2 separate regions of the Homo sapiens genome follow, and region 1 is linked to region 2. A link is an interaction called in ENCODE POLR2A ChIA-PET data of the cell type or tissue named here. Cell type or tissue: IMR-90. All regions are shown on one strand. Each heading gives the region's core, and the rest is flanking DNA. Links, peaks and the distances in the headings are about the cores only.

What was found. Peaks named below come from ENCODE experiments on the same cell type or tissue, not always from the same donor. Only the 100,000 strongest peaks of a DNase experiment are listed, where the experiment ranks them.
Region 1: POLR2A ChIA-PET joins it to region 2 with 13 read pairs; 2 of 35 experiments call an interaction of 5 or more read pairs at or near these places.

The regions. Positions count from the first base shown.
Region 1 is chr14:64,103,287-64,111,628 of GRCh38, reverse strand. It overlaps SYNE2 (spectrin repeat containing nuclear envelope protein 2), which reads right to left. Exons shown (of 116, transcript NM_182914.3): 65 at 4,022-4,138. Among named protein-coding and RNA genes, the nearest start is that of MIR548H1, 12 kb to the right of the region's middle. In IMR-90, for the core only: no CTCF peak of the experiment used is centred there; no DNase peak of the experiment used is centred there; H3K27ac peaks cover 192 bases.
Region 2 is chr14:63,958,852-63,967,193 of GRCh38, reverse strand. It overlaps SYNE2 (spectrin repeat containing nuclear envelope protein 2), which reads right to left. Exons shown (of 116, transcript NM_182914.3): 9 at 5,569-5,669; 10 at 3,194-3,295. Among named protein-coding and RNA genes, the nearest start is that of SYNE2, 110 kb to the right of the region's middle. In IMR-90, for the core only: no CTCF peak of the experiment used is centred there; DNase peaks (open chromatin) are centred at 4,113 and 6,083.

The DNA of each region.
Region 1 (8,342 bases), core at 316-8,315, 140 kb before region 2:
CAGGGTTTTGTCATGTTGGCCAGGCTGGTCTTGAACTCCTGGCCTCAAGTGATCCACCCGCCTAGACCTCCCAAAGTGCTGGGATTACAGGCATAAGCCACAGCGCCTGGCCCTGATTTTTTTTTAAAAAAAGCAACAGTTGTGTGATTTTGCTTCCAGACTTCCAGATATCAATTTCTAGTCATCTGATTAATTCCCTTCTAGTTTTCAGATATTGCTATATCTAGTTTTCAGATATTGCTACAGACAAAGATTTTGGAATTCCCTTTCCTTTTTTTGCCACTTGAGAGAACAATCTATTAATATTAATTAATCTAAGACAATCTATTAATATTAATCTGTAATCACAGATTTACCACCTGCCTTCATTATTTATTCAAAAATTTTATTTGAGCACCTGTTATATGCCACGCACATTTTTTTTTTTTTGAGATGGGGTCTTGCCATGTTGCCCAAGTGGGTCTCTAACTTCTGGGCTCAGGTGATCCTCCTGCCTCGGCCTCTCAAAGTGCTGGGATTACAGGCATGAGCCACCACACCCAGCCCTCCACACACTTTTTTTAATGACAGTATTGAGTTTCTCTGCTTTCTCATGAACTCACCAAATTAATGAGGAAATAAGCAAGCTGCATGACTAATCTGGGTTTTTTTTGCTAGTTATTTGAACCTGAAAAGAATCCAAAGGGGAAGAGAAGACAAAAAGAATATTTCCAACCATACAGCTTCAAGAGCTGAGGGTGGCCTGAGGAACCCACTAGAGATCAGTTCACCCACCTCTTTTTAAAGTCTAAGAAATCCAAGTGCACAGAATGTTCAATCAGCCCACATGCCTCCCTTTTTACCATGTTGCTTCTGAGAAGCACCCAAGTTACTAACCCAAGGTCACACAGCTCTGTGATCTTTTAATTCAGAGTTCCCTTGTTTTTTACACAGTAGCATCCCTGTAAAATACCTTCTCTATATGATAGCCCCAAATTCTAAAAGCAAAACTTATTTAAATGGATGTTTTATAATTGTACACTTTGGCGGGGGGGGGGGGGTGTAAAAAGTATTACTATAAGTATTTCTTATTAAATAAATATGTCTTCTCTAAAGCATAACTGTAAATTAATAATAGCTAGCCTTTATTGGGCTCTTACCATGAGCAGGCACTGTATGGTCACACAACTAGTAAACAGAATCAAAAGCAATTCCTGCTTTCACTACACTTTGGAATCTACAAGTCCACATTCTTGATATAATTTCACCAACCTTTTAGTATCCAAGTTAACTTTTCAGTTGGTGAATCACATTGCTTCACTTCTGCATCAACACAACACTGATCTAAGTAATCAGTGAAGTAATCAGTAATCAGTAAAAAAAACTGCAGTTAAAATGCAAGTTGATTTTCTGGCTATTGCTACATTTCATGCCAAAATAGCAAACCTTTACATTTTCTCCTTAATATTTCAGTCAATTCTACAAATACCTGCATATCTCCCCCACTGCTTATACCTGCATATCTCCCCCACTGCTTATGAAATGTAAAACTGCATACCTAAAGTACAGTACCTAACTGCACATGAATAAATGAAAAGCATGCCCCTAGAATGGCATGGTGGTGGTTTACTCTGAGGTCATGCCTAGCTTGATTTCACATTTTCACATTTTTCCATACTAAATATTTATCCTTGGTTGTAATACGGGTCAAGAATGACTCAGAATTTTACTAAAAATTATGCAATTATCATTTGGTCAATACACTTAACCTCTGAAACAAAAGGTTTGTTGAGGCTGATAGAAGGCTGATGACATTGGCTGCCTGGTTTCTGCAAAGTCCCCACTTTCCTTCTCATTAGTGATGTGCTGTGCCAATGAGACAGAAATCACTAAAAGGCAGGAAGACAGTCACCAAGAGGTATGGAACTTGGAGCCAGTAAAGGTGTCCCTGAATAATCAGAAGTGGACAAATTCCTCCTGTAGTAAAGGGTAACATCTATTTTTCCTGCTCCAAGAATTCCTCCCCAGCAAAAGTTCTGAGTTAAGAAGAAAATACAAATACACACATACATAAATTAGTTCAAAAGAGAGTCACTGGAGCCTAATAGTTCAAAGCTCAGGTTTTAAACTCAGAGTCAGAAAGATCTGGGTTTGAATCCTAGCTTTGCCACTTACTAGCTAAATGACCTTGGGCATCTTACTTCTCTGAGCCTCAGTTTCTCCATCTGTAAAGTGGGGTAACAGTAATATTTATCTCATAGAGCTGTTGTTAATGATTAAAAGAGATAGTATATGTAAAATCCCAGTACCTGGCCCATATTAAATGTTCAGTAAGTATTTTGTTATCCTCCTTTTTCTTCCTCCTTCTCTTTATTGTCATCATTATCTAGTATCCACATGGCCAGGGAAAAGACCCTAGAGGTTATCCACACCAGCAGAAACAATATTAAGCAGAATGGCTACTGTAGCTAAAACACCATTGAAGCTACATCTGATTTTTAATTAGATGTCAAAAATAACATTACGGTGGGCAGATGGTTTGAGACCAGGAGTTCGAGACCAGCCTGGGCAACATGGCAGAACTGTGTGTCTGAAAAAATACAAAAATTAGCCAGGCGTGATGGTGTGTGCCTGTGGTCCTAGCCATCCGGGAGGCTAAGGTGGGAGGATCACCTGAGCCCAGGAGGTTGAGGCTCCAGTGAGCCATGATTGTGGCCACTGCACTCCAGCCTGGGTGAAGAGTGAGACCATGTCCCCAGAACAAAACCCAGATTAATTCTGAACAGCAAAAAAACATACTGACTAGGTCAGCAACTTCCTTAGACCTAAGCATTGCCACTGGGTGTAAACCTCTGACATTTGTCCACCTTCCTAGACATATATTGTTAAGAGAGACAGAGAATGAAAGGGAGGGAAAGAAAGAAGAGAAAGGAGTAACAATTTGAGAACTAAGAGATATTTTTGTAAGACTAGACAAAAGATTGGGAGAAAAAAACATAAATAGAACTCAGTATAAAAGAAGAAAAGAGATGCAATAATTAAACAATAAAAACAGCAAAAACATGCCAATATCTTTTATAGGAGCTATTTGATGAGACCCTTGGAGCTTTAGGTCCAGCTAAACACCAAAATTAACTTGGGAAATAGTACCCATCCCCCACACCCTGCTGTAAGGCCTTATTGAGAACAACTGAGGTACAAGATTCCAAATTAGGAAGCCAGATTAGAATATTCTGGGTTTGATTCCTTATTCCTCCATTCACAAGCCATATATATATATATACATTTTTTTAAAAGACAGAGTCTTGCTCAATCGCCCAGGCAGGCTGGAGTGCAGTGGCGCAATCTTGGCTCACTGAAATCTCCTCCTCCCAGGTTCAAGCGATTCTCCTGTCTCAGCCTCTTGAGTAGTTGGGATTACAGGCATGTGCCACCACGCCCGGCTAATTTTTGTATTTTTAGTAGAGACGGGGTTTCACCAGCCTGTTGGTCAGGCTGGTCTCAAACTCCTGACATCAGGTGATCCACCTGCATTGGCCTCCCAAAGTGCTGTGATTATAGGCTTGAGCCACCATGCCTGGCCCACTAACTATATTTTTACTCCCTGAATTTTGATTTCTTAATTTGTAAACATATGGTAGGTATGAACCTACCTTATACAGTCTGAGGGTTAAACAGATAACTATAAATGCCTTTTATGTAACAGGCTATTAATCAATATTAACCCTTCTCTACTTTCTTTGCCCCCATAAGTTCTATCTACAGATTAAAGAAGTAGTCATCAACAGAAAGACTATTTCATGATGACAAATGGTAAATGAGTGAAAAGCGTCTAATTCTCTATGCCATGCCTATTTTCTTTGTAAATATCTGATGACAAGTCTTCCAGTTCTACAGCTTGACAGCACATATCTTCATATGTTAAAGTTCACAAGGAACACTTAGCTTGACGTACAAGGTATTGCAGGACACAGAACACTGGTCATCTCTAGGTGCTAGTCCAGCTATCTGAGCAGTTTACTTATTACCAACCAGGACTTACCTCTTCTGTTTGGTTGGGCCTTAGGGAACATTCTGGGCCTTGCTCAGTGTTTAGTGAGTCTGGTGTGAGGATTTGTGCCATGGAATTATCAGAGGTGCTTATTTTCCCATATGCTTCCTGTAAAGAAAAGAATCAGAGCTCCAGAAAGGGTCCTGCCCTGGTGCCACATGAATTCTTCTTTCTGCGCATGCTCATTTTACAAACTACCTGCTTGCAAAAAAGTCAGATATGGAGAAGTCAGATACGATTAGAAAAAAGTTTGTTCATTAGGGAAAAAATCAGCTTCCCCAAGACTGTCTTTATTTGAAAGACTTGCATTCTCCACACTTCTCTTCTTAATGAGCACATAAACAATCTAGAGAATTACGTACTTAAGTAAATTCTTCCAGAAGTATGCTTTGTCTTGTTGAAGTATTCTTTAAAAGTATGTCCTTATGAAAATTTAAATTACATGGCCAGGTGTGATGTCTCACACCTATAATCCCAGCACTTTGGAAGACCAAGGCAGAAGAATTGCTTGTGCTCAGGAGTTTGAGACCAGCCTGAGCAACATGGTAAGACCCTGTCTCTATCAAAATAATTAATCAATTAATTATATGATAAAGGCCACATTTCAAAGAGTGGGGAAAAGGTGAATTTATTCCATTTAGGAACAACTACCAAGGCATTTTATGAAAAATATAAGTAGAATTCTTGTATTACTCCTAACAATAAATTCTAGTTATGAAAAATATAACTAGAATCCTTGTATCACCCCTAACAATAAATTCTCATTGTATTCTCAAAGTTATGCCATAAAAATTCTAGGTGTGGGGAAGCATGACAAGAAAGGAAAATAATATTAGTATTGACTACATAAAAAAATAAAATAATATGCACCACAAAAGATACCATAATCTAAGTTAAAGAGAAATGACAGACTGGGATAACTATTACACATAGTGTTAATATTTTTTTTTGAGACGGAGTCTCGCTCTGTCGCCCAGGCTGGAGGGCAGTGGCACGATCTCGGCTCACCACAAGCTCCGCCTCCTGGGTTCACGCCCTTCTCCTGCCTCAGCCTCCCGAGTAGCTGGGACTACAGGCACCCGCCACCACGCCCAGCTAATTTTTTGTATTTTTAGTAGAGATGGGGTTTCACCGTTTTAGCCAGGATGATCTTGATCTCCTGACCTCGTGATCCACTCGCCTCGGCCTCCCAAAGTGCTGGGATTACAGGCGTGAGCCACCATGCCCGGCCAATATTCTTAATATATTAATTACTCTATAAATAATAAGGAAAACATCAACCCCTACATAGAAAAACAGTCAAATGGTAGGAACAAGCAAGTCGCAAAAGAAGAGTTACAAAAGCCAATAGGCATCTAAAGAGATATTCAACATTCTTAGAACATAAATTAATTTAAACCACTGGCTAAGTTTGGCTAAGACTGACAATATCAAAAATCAGCTTGTGTGTTGGTTGGGGGGGGGGGTCTGGAAATGCAATTCCATGTATACCTAGGAGAAATATTGTTGGTATAGCCTTTCTTTTTCTTTCTTTCTTTTTTTTTTTTTTGAGACAGGGCCTCACTCTGTCACCAGGCTGTGGTGCAGTGGTGCAATCTTAGCTTCACTGCAACCTTCATCTCCCAGGCTCAAGTGATCCTCCCACCTCAATCTCTGGGACTATAGGCATGCACCACCACGACCGGCTAATTTTGTATTTTTTACAGAGACAGGGTTTCACTATGTTGCCCAGGCTGGTCTTGAACTCCTGAGCTCAAGCTGTCCGCCCACCTCAGCCTCCCAAAGTGCTAGGATTACAGGCATGAGACAACTGCACCTAGCCTGGTATAACCTTTCTAGAAGGCAGTTTGAAAATGTGTGTCACATTTTAAATGGATATATACTTTGATTCAGCAATCCTTCTTTTAAGATTAACCAAAGTTAAGCAATGGGAAAATGACATGTACACAAAGAATTAACACAACGTGACAGAAAGCATGTGGATATTATAATCAACCAACCTTGATTGCTCTACTTGCAAGTTGTATGATCTTGGACAAATTAACCTGAACTCTCTGAAACCTCAGTTACTTCACCTTTAAAATGGGAATAAAACCTATCTTACCTATGCTTGCAATTAAGTGACATATATAAGGCATTTAGCATTTCCTAACAAAATGTTAGTGTCTTTTCAGCTTCTACTGAAAACAGTGACTGTTATCAGAAAGGTATAAACCAAGAATTAAAGGTAGAGATTAGATAAAATTAGAAAGGTAGGCGGGGACCAGGAAAATCTGGAATGTCACGCTAAGTTTGCATTTTCTTCAGTAGATAATCAAACTCCATGAAGAATTTTAGGCTGAGGTTTCGCATGATTGGTTTTAGGAAAAGTCATCAGTATTTTATAAGATGTATTAGGAAAAACAATTGGAGACTGTAAACCAATTAGAGGGCTACTCCAAAAGTCCAGGGAAGTAATAAGAATTGCTTGAAATAAGACGATGGCAAAAATAATGGGAGGAGAGGCTGTACACAGTGAATGGACATCATTGGCCACTGACAGGATGTGACAGGTGAGAGAAATGAGGCACCTAGTAGAACTCCAAAGTTTATCTCTGAGAAAATAGTGGCACCAACAGCAGACACTGAGAAATTAGTAAGAGGAGCAAGCTTTGAAGGAAAGGTGGTAAAATAGGTTTGAGTTGGAGAAACTCCATCCCAAAAAAGTCTATCACGAGGATAGAAATGTGGAATAGATTTATAGATTTAAGAGAAAAGCCAAGACTAGAGATTTAGTTTGGTAATCACTGGCATAGAGGTGACCACAAGCTCTCAGAGGAAATAAAATTGCCCTGAAAGAAAACAGAGAGGCCGGGCGCAGTGGCTCACACCTGTAATCCCAGCACTTTGGGAGGCCAAGGCAGGTGGATCATCTGAGGTCAGGAGTTCAAGACTAGCCTGGCCAACATGGCAAAACTCTGTCTCTACTAAAAACAAAAAAAATGAGCCAGGCATGGTGGCGGGCACCTGTAATCCCAGCTGCTCGGGAGGCTGAAGCAGGAGAATCGCTTGAACCCAGGAGGCAGAGGTTGCAGTGAGCTGAGATCGCACCACTGCACTCCAGCCTGGGCGACAGATCGAGACTCTGTCTCAAAAAAAAAAAAAAAAAAAAAGAGAAAACAGGGAGAAGGAAGAGGACAGAACATTGGGGGAATGCCTACCATCACAGACGAAAGAGAAAGAGGGGCAAGAAAAGGAGATGGAGGAGGGACTAGAGGTAGAAGGGACAGGGAAGAACAGAATTAAGAAAGTTAAAGGAACACCGCAGTTAAAGAAGGAAGAGGTGGTCACTCCCAGAGAGGTCAATAAGGATTAGGACTAATAAAAGGGTATTGAATTTGTACTCCAGAAGTCAATGGCAGTTTAAGCATAGCCAGAGGCTGAAACAAGATTACAAAAGGGGCCGAGGGAGTAGAACACCAAGGAAAGACCTTCAGTAGCAAATGAAAGACGAAGTGTAGTAATTGACATGGGAAGCAGGATCCAGAAATTCAGTTCATTAAAGTACCATACTGAGCTGAGTATAGGATATAAACGATAAGCTTCTTTCCACTCATGAAATCGTATCAGGTGTATTCATAAAAATGTGCTAAGTCATAATTGAGGTTCAGAATCCTATTGGAAAACAGGGAAAGAGACAGCAATTTCCTTTGCAGGATGTCAGGAGGTTTCTTGGAGCAGGGGAAGTTGAGATGGGTCTTTGTGGATGGGAAGGAAGTCTACAGAGAGGCATGGAGAAAGGGCATCCCAGGGACCAAAGCCTTCTGTGGAGCTACTGAAGATGCAGGCTGGTTCTGGAACTATCTCTCTGTTTGAAGTAGTGGGGCCACAAGGAAGAGAACATGTTAGGGAGGGGAAGCCTGAGTACTGAGGTAGAGAAGGAAGGAACCTAGCCAGAGGCAGAGACTGACAAGGCAGGTATAGGCAGAGAATGGCGCCAATGATTAAGGAAAGAGTTGGCCTGAGAGCAGGGGGAGGGGTCAGCCCTGGACAGGAGGCAGGAGTGAGAGGTTTATGGATCACGAGGATGCAGAGATCTTCCGGGAGCAAAGGAAGCACGTAGTTTTCACATAGCCTTACAATGATTTTCTAAAGTGAGACCATTTGAGAGACTGGAAAATATTTAGAATGTCATAAGGAGTAAAAAGACTTAGCGCATCTAATTTATCTTACATACTACTTTGTTCCACAAAAAAAAAAAAAAAAGATTATGGAGAGACCCTCCACCCAAAACTCCCAAAAGAGTGGCATGTTAATTTACATGCTTTGGTAA
Region 2 (8,342 bases), core at 11-8,010:
GTGTGAAATATGGGTATTTAAGAGTTATCAGGCCAGGCGCGGTGGCTCATGCCTGTAATCCCAGCACTTTGGGAGGCAGAGGTGGGTGGATCACGAGGTCAAGAGATTGAGACCATCCTGGCCAACATGATGAAACCCCGTCTCTACTAAAAATACGGAAATTAGCTGGGCGTGGTGGCACCTGCCTGTGGTCCCAGCTACTCGGGAGGCTGAGGCAGGAGAATCGCTTGAACCAGGGAGGCAGAGGTTGCAGTGAGCCGAGATCACGCCACTGCACTCCAGCCTGGTGACAGAGACTCCGTCTCAAAAAAAACAAAAAAAAGAGTTATCAACTGGCCAGGCACTGAGGCTCATGACTGTAATCCTAGCAATTTGGGAGGCTGAGGCAGGTGCATCACTTGAGCCCAGGAGTTCAAAACTAGCCTGAGCAACATGGCAAAACCCCATATCGATCAAAAATACAAAAAATTAGCTAGGCATGGTGACACACACCTGTAGTCCCAGCTACTCAAGAGGCAGAAGTGGGAGAGTGGCTTGAGCCCAGGAGGCAGAGGTTGCAGTGAACTGTGATCGGGCCACTGCACTACAGCCTGGGAGAAAGAGAGAGATCCTGTCTCGGGGGGGGAAAAAAAAGAGTTACTGATTACACAGATTTTTTTTTTCTTTTTTTGGAGACAGGATCTGGCTCTATCGCCCAGGCTGAAGTTCAGTGGCATGATCTTGGCTCAATGCAACCTCTGCCTCCTGGGCTCAAGTGAACCTCCCACCTCAGTCTTCCGAGCAGCTGGCACTACAGGAGTGCACCACCACGTCCAGCTAATTTTTTTTTTTTTGTATTTTTTGTAGATACAAGGTTTCACCATGTTGTCCAGGCTGGTTTTGAGCTCCCGGGTTCAAATGATCCACGTGCCTCACCTCCCAAAGTGCTGAGATTACAGACATGAGCCACCACAACTGGCCATAGATAACTACTCAGCTCTGGGGTTGTAGTGTGAAAGTAGCTACTGACAGGTATGGCTCTGTTCCAATAACGTTTTATTCACAAAATGGGCCAACCTCTGCTTTAGAACCATGCTGCTCAAACTACTCCAAGGATCAGCATTAATGTTTTAAATGTCACTTAAAACATTATCCAGAATTATTGACAGCATTTTAAATGAAATGTTATGAGAAAGTCAAAGGATAATTAATTTACTTTAATTCTGATAATTAATGACTTCATAAAGCCTTCTTCCTATTTAGGAAACCCAAATCTGTGATACATTATTAAATCAAAGACATATGTGAGAACAATACACTTTCAGTAAATGATGAGCACTTTGTCGAGAAAAAAATCTTAGATCAGAGCTAAGGGAAGAAGGTCAAGAAGCCTATGCAGTTCAGACCAAAGGAAGAAAAAGATGTTTGATCCCTTCCTTCCCTGATGCTTCCAAAGCAAAAAAGGAAAGTATGGCCAGCAAGTTGCACAACCCACTGAATGTTACAGTTGAAAAGGCTGGACTTATCCAACTCTTTGACTTAACAGACAGGGAGATGGAGACCTAGAGGTGCTAAGTGCTGTGTGGGGTACCTGACAGTATCTGCAGCTTGTTCAGGACAAAGCACTGGGGAGAAGCACAGTGCTGTATAGACAACAGGCTCTAAGAAACGGGACTGAGGAACCTTTGCTTTGTTTCCTATTAAGTCTCTTTCAAGACTGTACAGGGAATAACTACTTACCCCAGAGAAGCATCACAACGTAAAAACAGCTGGGCTTTAAAGCTACACTTCCATTCAAATCCCATGTCTACCCTTTCAGTAGCCATGTAACCTTAAATAAGCCACTTATTATCTTCATCTGTAAAACTGGGATAATACCAAGCTCAGCAAGATATTTTAACATGTGAAATGCAAACCAGCAAGGTATCTGCTACATAGAAAATGTTCAACATGGTCAGATGTGGTGGCTCACACCTGAAATCACAGCACTTTAGGAGGCTGAGGTGGGCGAATCACTTGAAGTCAGGGGTTCAAGACCAGCCTGGCCAACATAGTGAAAACCCATCTCCACTAAAAATATAAAAATTAGCCGGGCCTGGTGGCGGATGCCTGTAAACCCAGCTACTCGGGAGACTGAGGCATGAGAATTGCTTGAACCCAGGAGGCAGAGGTTGTAGTGAGCCAAGGTCACACCACTGTACTCTAGCCTGGGCCACAGAGCAAGATTCCGCCTCAAAAAAAAAAAAAAAAAAGAAATGTTCAATATGTGGTAATAATCACAGTTGTCATTATTTGCCAAAGGACTCTCGGTTGAGCCCTGTATTGTAATTCTAGGATCCCTATTCCTGATTTTTCTTTCATTCAATATTCATTCTAAAAAGCATGTTCTGGGGCCGGGCACTGTGGCTCACGCCTGTAATCCCAGCACTTTGGGAGGCCGAGGCAGGTGAATCACCTGAGGTCAGGAGTTCGAGACCAGCCTGACCAACATGGAGAAACCCTGTCTCTACTAAAAACACAAAATTAGCTGGGCATGGCGGTACATGCCTGTAATCTCAGCTACTCGGAAAGCTGAGGCAGGAGAATTGCTTGAACCTGGGAGGTGGCGGCTGCGGTGAGCCAAGATCGCACCATTGCACTCCAGACTAGGCAACGAGAGCAAAACTCCGTCTCGAAAAATAAAAATAAAAATAAAAATAAAAATAAAATAAAAAGCATGTTCTGCTTTAAACCAGGGATTGGAAAACTTTTACTGTAAGGGGCAAGACAGTAAATATCTCAGGCCATATGGTCTCTATCACGACTACTCAACTCTGGGGTTATAGTGTGAAAGTAGTGACTGGCAATACTTAAATGGGTGTGGCTCTGTTCCAACAACATTTTATTTACAAAATGGGCCAACCCCTGCTCTAAAACCATGCTGCTCAAAGTACTCCAAAAACCAGCTGAATCAACATCACCTGAGACCTTGTTAGAAACACAAAAACTTGGGCCCTGCCCCAGAACTACTGAACCAGAATGTGCATTTTAACAGGACTACCCAGTGAATCACATGCACCTTAAAGTTTCGGAAGTACAGTCCTAGAATTCAGCCTTAAAACTTTCAGTGAATTTAATACTTAAAATACTTAAGCCTGAAAGAGTTTTCTAAAAACATACTTACGCTCAACTCTTAAAAGGTAAATTACAAACAGCTGTTTAAAATCATACTTACATTATACTTTTTAAAGTAGGTATCATTCTCTGAATCCTTTAGCAACTTCTGTAGTTTTTCCTTTTGCAGAGTTAACCAGCCCATAGCATCTTTCACCTTTCCCTGTATTTTACACACACAAAATTAAACTATATTTTAAACGGGCTTGGTTTTTTTAACAAAAAAATTAGCAACTTGAAACATCAGTGAAATAATGCCATCATTACACACCAATGATTCATTATGCCAAAGAGTAATTTCACTTGTTCACATAACACCTTAAATTTTAAACCAGATTGAAACTAGCATCTGAACATGACAATGTGCTAAAGAAATGGGCAAGCAACACACCCCCTCCCCCATTTTGGCTTGGAGAACATTATTCTAAATCACTTCTTTATAGCAGGCATTTCAGAAGACTGCCTTCCAATAAATCGAAATATGGGGTAATTCAAGAGATGTTCACACCCTGCAAAAACACTGACATCAAAAATAACTCAAACACTTTCGAGAGCCTAAAAATAACACTACCAAAGGTTTTAGCTATGCTATCATTAAGATGTGAACAACAATTACTTTTTCCGTAGATTCTTGCTTAGGTGGTAAACTTGCTTGCTTACATTTGGAAGCCAATTTTACTACTATAGGACAAAGAAGTTATATCTTATTTCCACTCTTCCTTAACCTTCATTTACTTTGTTTTTTCCTATTAAGTAAAAGTTTTCTAATATTTTTGCACTCAATTTCATGGACAGTTGAATCTTTCATTTTATTTTTTTAATATGAAAATTAGTTAGAAAAGAATAGCTCCTCAGCAGGCCAGAAATAAGTGAACCGAATTATAAGCCTGCATCTCAGCTTGAGACTCTCTTCCAGAGTCAGCAACAATCTGGCTTATTGCCTCAAACTTAACAGCTGGAAAAACACAGGCCCAATTTGTCAAATAAAATGCATGTAAACATGTCTGAAAATGCATGCAAACATGTGGTTTAAAATACATTTTTAAGTAATATCGAACATTTTGCTAAATTCACAGCACTCATTTATCATCTTAGAAGCAGAATAAGAGTTTCTTTTCAGCTCAGCAATTTTTATGAAGTTTCTACCCACAATATTTTGTGTAATTCACTGAAAGTAAAGGAGAAAAACTGAATAATCAAATGGCAATCTAATAGTAATTCAAGGCTGGGCACAGTGGCTCGCCTATAATCCAGCACTTTGGGAGGCCAAGGCAGGCAGATCACTTGAGGCCAGGAGTTCGAGACCAGCCTGGCCAACATGGTGAAACCCTGCCTCTACTAAAAATACAAAAAATTAGCCAGGCAGGATGGTCCATGCCTATAATTCCAGCTATCAGGAGGCTGAGGCACGAGAATCATTTAAGCCTGTGAGGCAGAGAAAATAGTAATTCAAGAGTATATCAACAAATAGGGATTAAGAGTAGAACACAACACTTTCATTTATATGAATCACACAATTTCATTTACATGAAGCTAAAGAATAGGCAAACCGGAAATGTGCTCAAATTAGATGATGGTGAGGGTTGCCTGATCATGTAAATACACTAACAACCATTGAAATGAACATATTAAATAGATGAATTTTATGGTATATAAACTATATCTCAATAAAGGAAATAAATATTATAATACAAAAAAATTTGACAGGCCGGCCGCAGTGGCTCACTCCTGTAATCCCAGCACTTTGGGAGGCCGAGGTGGGTGGATCACTTGAAGTCAGGGGTTCGAGACCAGCCTGGCCAACATGGTGAAACCCAGTCTCTACCAAATATACAAAAATCAGCCGGGTATGGTGGCACATGCCTGTAATTCCAGCTACTTGGGAGGCTGAGGCACGAGAATCACTTGAACGGGGAGACAGAGGTTGCTGTAAGCCAAGATCGCGCCACTGCACTACAGCCTGGGCGACAGGGCAAGACTCCATCTCAAAAATAAATAAATAAATAAACAAAAATAAAAATAAAAATAAAAAATAGAATATTATAATAAAAATTTGATATCTTTAGATTTTTAAAAGCTTAACTTCATTTGTCTTATATAGTGCCCATCTAAAAGTTGTTTCAGATAATTCAGCAAAGTTTAATAAATTATCCCTTTGAACCTAAAAAAAAAAAAGAACATTCAACACTAATCTACAGTAAAAGAAATTAGAATGCTGGTTGCCTGGGATGGGGAGCAGAGACAGAAAAGGTGCCCAGTGGAATATTTTGGGTACTAGAAATGTTTTACATCATGATTGAAGTATGATTTACAGGGGTGTATGCTCATTAAACTGTACATTTAAGTTCTGTATGCAAATTATATCTTGATTTTAAAAATTAAACCATTAGCAGGATACAACTAAAATGAGCTTGATTTATGCATATGAAAACATACCTGAGCCTCCTCTCCAGTCCCAGGGGCATCTTTGGAATACTGCAGAAACTGTGCCACATAGGTCATGATGGACTTTTCATCAGGATCAACAACATCCACATCTGCAAGATACACCACACTATCAATTAGCTGTTACACATTTACTATAATGAATACTCAAGAATGGGCTATGCCATAGCCTCTGCCATTTGGTTCACAGGCTCTGGAAATGCACCAAAGTAGTCACCCAGCCATCCAATCTCTGTTTACTCAGCCTTGCTGCAAGACTGTGCAGTGGCTAAGAGTTTAGATCTATACTCAGAGAGATCTGGGTTAAATCCTGGCACTAGTATGTGCACAGTCTCCGTTTTCTAATAATAAAGTATCACTATGGGGTATGTCTGAAGGCATAAGTAGTCAGAGAGGATGAAGAGGAGAAAATAAAGCATTCCTCTTTCTAGACACATAGTGCAGAAATTCCTCCAGGAATGCAGGAACATACAGCAATTAGAATGCATTCCTGACATGTTGGTCTTGGCATGTGTGCAGTAAAGCATCTCCAAAAGCATATATTGTACGGAAGGCTTATCTAAGACATCCACAGAGTTTGTTCATTCATTCATGGAACAAGTAAATCTACTGAAAGCCTTCTACAGGCCAGGCTTTGTGTTGCATTAAGAGTCCATGGTGAAATAAGTTTGTAAAATGCTGAATTAAACAAAATTTTAAAGACTACAAAATCTTATTTATCTTATTTTTTATTTTTTTTAGACAGGGTCTCTCTATGTTGTCCAGTCTGGTCTCAAACTCCTGGCCTCAAACAGTCCTCCAATCTCAGCCTCACAAGTAGCTGGCACAAGACACTGTGCCAGGCATATAAATTCTGTAAAGTGCAGAACTTCTCCAGGCATCTAATAAGTGAAGGAGATCATAAAATCACAAAAGGGTGAATGCAATATGTCACAGACAAAATGAACACCTAATTTGGAGGTGTTTCTTGACCTAAACAAGCAATGAAGATTATTGGAAAAAAAAAAACACTTCACTGTTTATTTATTAATTAAGTTAAACTTAAAGCAACAAATATTTACAGAGAGCCAATAAATGTGGGTCACAGGCAGGGGCTACAAGGATACATAAGGTATGGTCCATGCCTTTGGAGATCTTACATTTCAACCCTCTATTCATTCAGCTAGTAGATGCTAGATGCCTTAAAACATTATCTGCCCCTCAAGGAGTTTAAGGTTAGGAGAAAAACAAATAAACAAATACAACACACCATGCGTGCTTTAGTGAACATATTTACTAGGTTCAATGAGTGCTCTAAGTCACCTGAAGTAGAAAATAAATCCAATTCATTTGCAAACAATGTAATTCAAGGCAGTAAGCATATAAAAGCCAGCAATAAAAAGCTGAGGGTAGGGTCTCAATATAGGAAGAATTTCTAAGAATTAAGTTATTCTGTCTTTAACTGAAAAAGATATAAGCACCAAGAGATACGTAAAATAATGATATTGGCTTATTTAGATATTGCTTTATAAAAACTTATTATATACGAAGCCACACGTGAAGATTAAATGTGTTAACAATATTACGTCAAAATAGTTCCCTTATTCAAATATGACTATGGTATTTGGTTTGCATAAATAATCATGATGCATTTCACATTTTTGAGCTATTATTTAAGCCATTTATAATGAATTATGGGCAATTATGCGGAGGAAATTTGTTTTTACTATAGTGTCTATTTCATTAGTTGCCTGGTTATTTGTACATACAAAAATGGAGAAAATATTTTATACTAATAATAAAGATTTGGAGAATCATAATATAAGAAAAGTATTTAAAACAGTCATCAGAAACAGGAAATGAGAACAAAAGCATGAGGAAAAATGAAGGAAAAAGAAAAGCCAAAAGACAAAGAAAGGGAGAAAAGAAGGTAAAAAAGGAAGGGGGTAAAAAAAGATAGGGGTAAAAAGTTAACAAGAATTAGTAACAACCAACATGAAGCCAGACCAATGTCCAAACTGTAGAAATACGGCTGTAGGCAGGCCACGTACGGTGGCTTAAGCCTGTAATCCTAGCACTTTGTGAGGTCAAGGCGGCGAATCACCTGAGGTCAGGAGTTCTAGACCATCCTGGCCAACACGGCGAAACCCCCTCTCTACTAAAAATACAAAAATTAGCCATGCGTGGTTGCACATGCCTGTAATCCCAGCTACTCAGGAGGCTGAGGCAGGAGAATTGCTTGAACCCAGGAAGCGAAGGTTGCAGTGAGCTGAGATTGAGCCGCTGCACTCCAGCCTGGGAGACAGAACAAGAGACTCCATCTCAAAAAAAAAAAAAAAAAAAAAAAAAAGAAGAAGAAAAGAAAAAAGAATATGGCTGTAAGCTCACATATAAGTTCTAAGTTCACATTGGCTGTGAGCTTACAAATATAACCTAATTCAACTCTTACCAAAACCTGAAGTCCAAAGAGGCTAAATACCAGTAGTAAAGAGCACAGCTACCACACCAGATCTTGGTTTCTAATACCATTCTCCAATAAAAAGAGCCAGGGCTCCTTGGAGAAATGACTGATCCTAAGACTGGGGCAGGAAATATACAAGATGAGCCTGCAGCGTCTTGTCAGGCCAGAAAGTAAGAAAATGCTCAAAAACAAACAAGCAAACTTCATACTGATGGGGATAAATCAAAGGAGCATAAGAGCCAACTGAAAGAGCTCCTAGTGGACAAAACTTTGAGCGTAAAGAGGACTTTTTAAAAAATTGACCATTAAAATAAACGAAGTAGTA